2 separate regions of the Homo sapiens genome follow, and region 1 is linked to region 2. A link is an interaction called in ENCODE POLR2A ChIA-PET data of the cell type or tissue named here. Cell type or tissue: MCF 10A. All regions are shown on one strand. Each heading gives the region's core, and the rest is flanking DNA. Links, peaks and the distances in the headings are about the cores only.

Evidence for each region. Peaks named below come from ENCODE experiments on the same cell type or tissue, not always from the same donor. Only the 100,000 strongest peaks of a DNase experiment are listed, where the experiment ranks them.
Region 1: POLR2A ChIA-PET joins it to region 2 with 5 read pairs; 2 of 35 experiments call an interaction of 5 or more read pairs at or near these places.

What each region holds. Positions count from the first base shown.
Region 1 is chr2:223,480,459-223,484,859 of GRCh38, reverse strand. No RefSeq gene overlaps it. Among named protein-coding and RNA genes, the nearest start is that of SCG2, 120 kb to the left of the region's middle. In MCF 10A, for the core only: no CTCF peak of the experiment used is centred there; no DNase peak of the experiment used is centred there.
Region 2 is chr2:223,817,104-223,821,504 of GRCh38, reverse strand. All of the region lies in intron 1 of AP1S3 (adaptor related protein complex 1 subunit sigma 3), which reads left to right. Among named protein-coding and RNA genes, the nearest start is that of AP1S3, 18 kb to the left of the region's middle. In MCF 10A, for the core only: no CTCF peak of the experiment used is centred there; a DNase peak (open chromatin) is centred at 2,324.

The DNA of each region.
Region 1 (4,401 bases), core at 144-4,143, 340 kb after region 2:
CTCTGTGACCTGACCTAGGGATGTTGTCTCAAGAAGGGAAGGGATGTTTGAGAGGGACGTTTGAGAGAGACATTCCTCCCTATCTTGAGAAAGCCTGATGTGTGTGTGTGTGTATGTATGTGTGTGTGTTTGCATGTGGCAGCTGAGGAGACGTCCTATTAATCTCTCTTTCATTGAAAACCTTGTCTCCTCTCTAAAGGGCACTCTGAGAACACTTGCCTTTGTTCAGCCAAGCCCATTTTCCCTTATCAGAGAGATATAAGGGAAGGTCTTTGCTGTACACAGGAGGGACACTTCGGCACCCACTTTTATAAACTGCATCATCTAATAGATGTTGGAAGTGCATTCCACTCAGCTGGCTGCGGTATCAGGACTTGGTTTCTTGGACAATGATCACACACATCCAATGTCAGGAAACCAGAAAACCACCTGGCTACATCTTGAGTACAATCTGATGCTATCACCCATGGCCTGGAACAAACACAGCTATGCCTAACGCCCCTTGGATTCTGGGTGGAGGTGTGAAACGTCCTCCTGCCAGCTTCTTGGCACTGGGAGACAGAACATCCTGGGGATCTATGATTGTCCATTAGAAAGAGCTGAGAAGAGGCTAGAACAGAGAGAGAGAGCTGACAATAGTAACTAAAGGATAAGAATAAAACCAATTTGATAAGTTTCATTCTAAGGTAATTCTTCCCGAGTCAATTTAGACATGTATTTGGCGATACTTTATTATTAGACACTGTGCTCTAGGATGCCCTAAATATGGATTTGGATAAAACAATGCTTGTAAACATTTAATTGTTTTGCATTTGTTTTAATATATTAAATACAAAAAAAATCAATAATGAGTGAAGCCAACTCTTTCCTTCCCTGGAAAATGTTCAAAAAAATTGGAAGTATACTATTAGTGACCAGAATAAAGGAATTCTATTTTTAAAACAGTGGAATATATATAAACAGGCACTAAGAAAGCCTAGAGAAATATCTGAACGCAGCTGAACTCACTTGGAGACCCCAAGTGAATAAAGAAGGCCAAAATTAAGTAGATTAGTGGATGAACACTCCTAAACTGTGTTTCTCAAATTTAGTGTGCATATGAACAACCGGGCATCTTGTTAAACGTATTGCTGGTTCAGTAGCTCTTAGGTAGGGCACAAGAATCTGCATTTCTAACATGGTCAATTTGTTTTTCTTTTTCTTTTTTTTTTTGAGACGGAGTCTTGCTCTGTTGCCTTAGCTGGAGTGCAATGGTGTGATCTCGGCTTACTGCAACCTCTGCCTCCCAGGTTCAAGTGATTCTCCCACCTCAGCCTCCCAAGTAAGTGGGATTACAGGCACCCACCATCATGCCTGGCTATTTTTTTTTTTTTTTTTTTTGTAGTTTTGCAGAGACGAGATTTCACCATATAGGCCAGGCTGGTCTTGAACTCCTGACCTCATGTGATTCACCTGCTTTGGCCTCCCAAAGTGCTGGGATTACAGGCATGAGCCACCACACCCTGCCAACATAGTCGATTTCTAATAGGCAGATGCTTACTGTTTGGACAGTTACACTTCGAGTAGCAAGGGTCTGAAGTGATAACTGGTTTATGACTCTACGTCATGGGCCTCCAGTTACTGTGCCACTCTAAAAATATGACTTTCTGCATATTCGTCTGTTAAAGATAAAGAACTTTGACATCATCCTACTATGAGGAATCTCTGCAAGCAGAAAATCAATAGTAGAAAGTAAATCTACAAGACCTGTGACTATCCAAGTTTTACACTTAGTAACTGTGTGACCCTGAATGAGTTATTTAACCTGCTTCACACTCAGTTTCCTCAGTTGTAAAATGCATAGAACAATCTCTGTATTGCTATATCTAGAGGTAGTTTCTTTTTTTTTTTTTCATTATACTTTAAGTTCTAGGGTACATGCGCACAACGTGCAGGTTTGTTACATATGTATACATGTGCTATGTTGGTGTGCTGCATCCATTAACTCGTCATTGACATTAGGTATATCTCCTAATGCTATCCCTCCCTCCTTCCCCTACCCCACGACAGGCCCCAGTGTGTGATGTTCCCCTTCCTGTGTCCAAGTGTTCTCATGGTTCAATTCCCACCTATGAGTGAGAACATACAGTGTTTGGTTTTTTGTCCTTGTGATAGTTTGCTGAGAATGATGGTTTCCAGCTTCATCCATGTCCCTACAAAGGACATGAACTCATCCTTTTTTATGGCTGCATAGTATTCCATGGTGTATATGTGCCACATTTTCTTAATCCAGTCTATCATTGATGGACATTTGGGTTGGTTCCAAGTCTTTGCTATTGTTAATAGTGCCACAATAAACATACGTGTGCATGTGTCTTTATAGCAGCATGATTTATAATCCTTTGGGTATATACCCAGTAATGGGATGGCTGGGTCAAATGGTATTCCTAGTTCTAGATCCTTGAGGAATTACCACACTGTCTTCCACGATGGTTGAACTAGTTTACAGTCCCACCAACAGTGTAAAAGTGTTCCTATTTCTCTACATCCTTTCCAGCACCTGTTGTTCCCTGACTTTTTAATGATCACCATCCTAACTGGTGTGAGATGTTATCTCATTGTGGTTTTGATTTGCATTTCTCTGATGGCCAGAGGTAGTTTCTAAGATCAAATGACATGGCTAACATTAATTGAGTGCTTAGTATTTGTCAAAAACTGTGATAAACCCTTTAAATGTATTAGCTCATTTAATATTTGTAACAATTCAACAAAGTAAGAACTATTATTATCAGAGCCTCTCCAAGGGTATGTGGGGCTCCTGGAAAATATTTCCAATTTGGTTTAAAGCTGTATTACAAAGTTCATGAAGAATGTGAAGAATACAGTTGAAGATTTAGAATTAGGAGTAGAGAATAGGAACGTACATATAGTTATTGCCCAATCGGACAATGTGAGGGTTCTTTGTAGTGTTCAGGCAGGTCCAGGAATCATCTCTTCATGTCCTTTGTTATCAAACGTACTACTCTTGGCAACTTAATATCTCCCACCACAGGAAAAAAATGGCAATGTGATGTGCATTAGTTTTCCAAGCTACATAAAAAATTACTACAAAGTGGCTTAAAACAACACCCATGTATTAGCTCACAGTTCTCTAGGGCAGAAGTCTAGGCAAGGCATAGCTGGGTTCCCTGCCTGGGTCTCACAGGCTGCAATCAGGATGTTGACTGTGGTATAAAAGGTTAGTGCAAAAGTAATTGCGGTTCTTTCCATTACTTTCAATGGTTTTTGCTACTAATTTCAATAGCAAAAACCACAATTACTTTTGCACCGACCTAATTATGTTAGTCCGTGTTCACACTGCTGATAGACATATCCAAGGCCGGGTCATTTATAAAGAAAAGGAGGTTTAATGGACTCACAGTTCCATGTGGCTGGGGAGGTCTCACAATCATGGCAGAAGGCAAAAGGCACACATGGCAGCAGGCAAGAGAGAACTTGCGTAGGGAAACTCCTCCTTATAAAACCATCAGATCTTGTGAGACTTATTCACTATCACGAGAACAGCATGGGAAAGACCTGCCCCCATGATTCTATTACCTCCCACCGGGTCCCTCCCACAACATGTGGGAATTATGGGAGCTACAATTCAAGATGAGATTTGACTGGGAAAACAACCAAACCATATCACTAATATATTCCTTTCTGGAGGCTGTGGGGACAAATCTGCTTCCAAGAACCTTCAAGTTGTTATGAGGATCACTCCAAAATAGTATTTTTATGTGGCTGCCGGACTGAGGTCTTCAGTTCGATGCTGGCTGTCAGGCAGGGGTTGCTTATAGCTCCTAGAGGCCACCCATTTATTGCTACATCGCTCCTTTCCATAAGCTGTCTCATACTTCAGATTTCTTTTGTTAGGAAGAACTCAGACTTTTAAGGACGTATCTGGTGAGATCTGGTCCACTCAAGATAATCTCTCTTTCTTAAAGTCAAACGTGCCACATAATATCAACTAATCACAGGAGTAAAATAGATCATTTCCACAGTCTCAGTGGAACAGGAATCTTGGGGGGCCATCTCAGAATTCTGCCTGCAAAACCATAGCTCTTTGGAACCATTTGTATTAAAACAATAGAGACCTTCTTACCACTATACTTTCCTAATGTCATTTATTTAATGCTGATTATATAATCATTTATAACCATGCATTGTCCATGTGCTACCCAAGAATAGTTATTTGCAGTGGCTCTCTAAAAGCTTATCATTATTTGTTGATGATTACAAATACGAGTCTTACTCAGAATATGCAGAAAAATAATGTGAATAATAATTCATTTTCTGGTTATGTTCATTTAACACTCAGAGTTTTGTAGCATAAATGTGCAAAACACATTTTCCAACTATATCTCCTCTTGAAATCTTTAG
Region 2 (4,401 bases), core at 262-4,261:
ATACCTACCAGAATTGGGACATTATTAAGAGATAAAAAGTTAACAAAACTGGCTGGGTGTGGTGGCTTAAGCCTGTGATCCCAGCACTTTGGGAGGCCGAGGCAGGTGGATCATGAGGTCAGGAGTTCAAGACCAGCCTGGCCAACATAGTGAAACTCCATCTCTACTAAAAATACAAAAAATTAGCTGGGTGTGGTGGCGGGTGCCTGTAATCCCAGCTATTCAGGAGGCTAAGGCAGGAAAATCGCTTGAATCTGGGAGGTGGAGGTTGCAGTGAGCTGAGATGGTGCTACTGCACACTCCAGCCTGGGCGACAGTGTGAGACTCTGCCATAGATAGATAGATAGATAAATAGATAGATAAATAAAGTTAACAAAACTGATTATGCTTCTGCTCCAGGGAGGGAAGGCATCCATACCTAGAGCAGCTTGGATGTCATTCTAAATAGAGGGTTTCTCTCAAGAGCATGGAAGATGAATGTATGGTTGGGAGGCTCACGGTGTATAGGGAAGTATGTGTTTTGAGAGGGCCCTGAAAGTATGTTAGAGACTTGGGTTAGTGAGAAGTGTATTTCAGGCATGATGGGGAAGGAGGAGCTGGGGCAGTGAGACTGGTTCCAGCAAGGTGTGTTTCAGGGTTTGCAAAGCAGATTGGTTTGGCTGCCCATGAGAATGAGTTTGGGAAACAGACATATACTCCCAAAACGTCAGCAATCTAGTTCCCGAGAAAAAGTGGAGTCATATGGTGGAGGATGTTGATTTGCAAAGGAAATTTTCTCCTTATCATTTGTCTGGAGGGCAGTCCAGGAAGGTCTGGCTTGTTTTTTTTTTTTTTTTCTCCTAGTTTGGAATCACTGAATCATCATTTCCTAGGTATATAGAATATGAATAAAGTAATAGGTGCTGCTTGGGACAAACATTGAAACTTAAATTCTCCTTTCTGTGATTTTTTTTTTGGATGATAGGGATAGTATGTACACATATAGATGTTACTGATTTAGAGTATTAAAGTGAAGTTTAAAGTTTTATGTTCATTTTCTTATATATAAGATGAGTTAAACAGGCACACCCCGTGCCTCAGAAAAACTTGAACTCATCTTTGCCTTCGACATTTTGAAAAAAAATATTCTGGCAATAAATATTTATTGAACAGCTATATGTCAGTCGATGCATATTACATTCCAAGCCATTAAGTATATTTAAGAATAAAACATTTTAAAACGTAATGGACCTAAATGCGAAAACTTCAACTCTGGTCCCTTATGTAAATCACTGGGAAAAAGACCTTTATCTTACATCAATTGCAAGATAAATGTCTTTCAGTCTGAGAAAAAAAACCTTTTAAAAGTGAGCTTCCTTGAAATAATAGACTTGTCTGATTTATTAGTAAAATTGATATCAAAGTGCCTTTAAATCACAATAGAAAGGAATTCTGGAGCAATTAGTTTAGCAAACATTATGCCAATAAAATTTGCATTGTTGCAAACTCTTTTACACATAAATCATTTTCAGGGTCAAAATATTTTAAAGGCCACACGAAATCTAGCAAGTGTTACATTAAGATTTTTTTTTTTAACATAACTAGCTTTTAAATCCCATTTATCCTGAACTCATTTTTTATAACCAGTGAATATAATAGTATTTTATCAGTAAAAGTTCAAAAAGCAGAAAATATAAGGTAACTAACTTTGCAATAATCACTGTGTTTATAGCAAATGTTTGTAACATGAGTGCTTCTATAATATACTACTAATTTAGAATTATATTCTGTACTATAATCTTGACTATGGAAACTAAGAATTTAGGACCTTGAGCAAAAATGGCCAAAAAGGATGCAAAATTCTTTTTTTGGTTAACTGTGAAATTAGATAATCACAAAGATAGGACTTTAATTTTTTTTTTTTTTTACACAAGGCATCTTGAAGCAGTATTTTTGTAACACCCTTGAAAGATATATAATTAAATGTCAATTTTATTGCCAACTGCCAGTTATTTATGGACTTTATAGTTTATTTCTGTAGCTACACATTGCTAAAATTGGGTTAGATTTCTGCATTTTAAAAGAACGAATTAAAATATTTGGCAAGTGGAAGAAGTGAGCAAACAGAGTGTGCTTTTTCTCCAATGAGTGATGTAAAGAAAGGTTATTTCCAGCAAAAGGACCTGAAAGTATCTGTTGCATTCTCCCTCAAAAAAGCTTTATGCAGTTCAGCTACTTGGCAGGTATGATTAAAAATAAACAAAAAGCGAGTGTTTGAAATCAAAGATGTTAAATCTCTCTGCACATAGCTGATTGCTATGACACCAAAACAGTCCAGGGCTGGGCGTGGTTTTGGCACTCACTGTACTACTTTCATGTAGGGAGATGGAAGTCACCATGTAGAGAACAAATGCCATATTTATTTCACATGCACCCTCAGTCACATCACATTATAAGTGTAGAAAAAGGCCCTGAAAAAATATGTAGTGGGATTTGAGCATGAAGACTGGCTATTAGGTAATTAGCCCTACAATTACTTTATTGGCAATTAAAATAGTATCAAATTATTTCCCCATGCCTGAAGCTTGAATCTATAATCATTAAGTGATGTCATCTTTAAAGCAGCCAGTGGTCCTTCAGGATTTCTGGTGTAAGAACAACTTTGAAAATTTGGCCTGGTGCAGTGGCTCATGCCTGTAATCCCAGCACTTTGGGAGGCCAAGGTGGGCGGATCACTTGAGGTCAGGAGTTTGAGACCAGCCTGGCCAACATGGTGAGACCCCGTCTCTACTAAGAAATACAAAAATTATCTGGGTGTGGTGGCGCATGCCTGTAATCCCAGCTAGTCAGGAGGCTGAGGCAGGAGAATAGCTTGAACCCAGGAGGCGGAGGTTGCAATGAGTTGAGATTGCACCACTGCATTCCTGCCTGGGTGACAGAGCAAGATGCCATCTCAAAAAAAAAAGAAAATTTGCTAACGTTTCTGGGTCTTTTCCCAAGAACATTGCTTATAACTGCAAAATTTTTCATATGCTTCCAGGATGCCTACAGACACTCCTTTTCCTTCCACATTATCTTGGAACCTTGGACATTTTTTTTTTTTGAGATGGAGTCTCACTCTCCCTCTGTTGCCCAGGCTGGAGTGCAGTGGCTCGATCTCGGCTCACTGCAACCTCTGCCTCCTGGACTCAAGCGATTCTCCTGCCTCAGCCTCCCAAGTAGCTGGGACTACAGGTGCATACCATGATGCCCAGCTTATTTTTATATTTTTAGTAGAGACTGGGTTTTGCCATATTGCCCAGCCTGGGCTCAAACTCTTAAGCTCAAGAGATCCACCTACTTTGGCCTCCAAAAGTGCTGTGATTACAAGAGTGAATGAATGTGCCCAGCTGGACATTTTTTATAGAAGTATAGAATCCAAGCTGCATTTGATACCTACCCTGCCACCTATATTTTGATAATTCTGGGAAAGTCTTTCAACTGCCAACAACTTAATCTTTTTTGTCTTCAATATGACACATTGCCTAGATTTGTGGATTAAACAATATAATGTATATAAAAGTGCCCAGCATCACACCTGCCATGCAGTGGGTCATTTTTATTGATGAATGTAATTGTCGTGTAGAATACCATGTTCTTATTATTTGGTCATCATATTTGTCTTTTTTTGGAAAAAGGTCTCCTGGGAAGTTAGATGATGATCAGAAAATTTCTTGGGAGAGCTTAGAATCAGAGTAGTAAGAGTTAGTGGGCCAAATAGTCTCTGATGTTCTTCAGCTCATAGCTGTTGTGTCTATCTCCATTCCAGTTAAATAAATCAACAGCGGATACTCAGAGAAGCCAAACAGGGCATCTTTCCCCAGAGATGTGGTCCCAAACTCTTCCAAATAGTTTTCTTTTCTTTTTTTTTTTTTTTTTGAGACGGAGTCTGTCTCTGTCACCTAGGCTGGAGTGCAATGGTGCGATCTCGGCTCACTGCAACCTCCACCTCCCGGGTTCAAGCAATTCTCCTGCCTCAGCCTCCCGAGTAGTTGGGATTACAGGCATGTGCCACCATGCCTGGCTAATTTTGTATTTTTAGTAGAGACGGGGTTTCTCCATGTTGGTCAGGCTTGTCTCGAACTCCCGACCTCAGGTGATCCGCCCACCTTGGCCTCCCAAAGTTCTGGGATTATAGGCATGAGCTACCACACCCAGCCCCCAAATTGTTTTCTTTTTCCAGGACTCTAAGCAGACCATTGCTGTTAACACATCTTTCTTCAGGCAGACCCTGGAGCCAGGTTGACTTTTGGTTGTCATCCAGCCATGTCTTACTAACATTACGTTGTGGTGATGTTGACTGGACCACCTCTCATACGGAGGCCTAATTTTATTGCCTACAGGCTATTGTATTTTATTGAGACAGAGTTGTCTCGCTTTGTT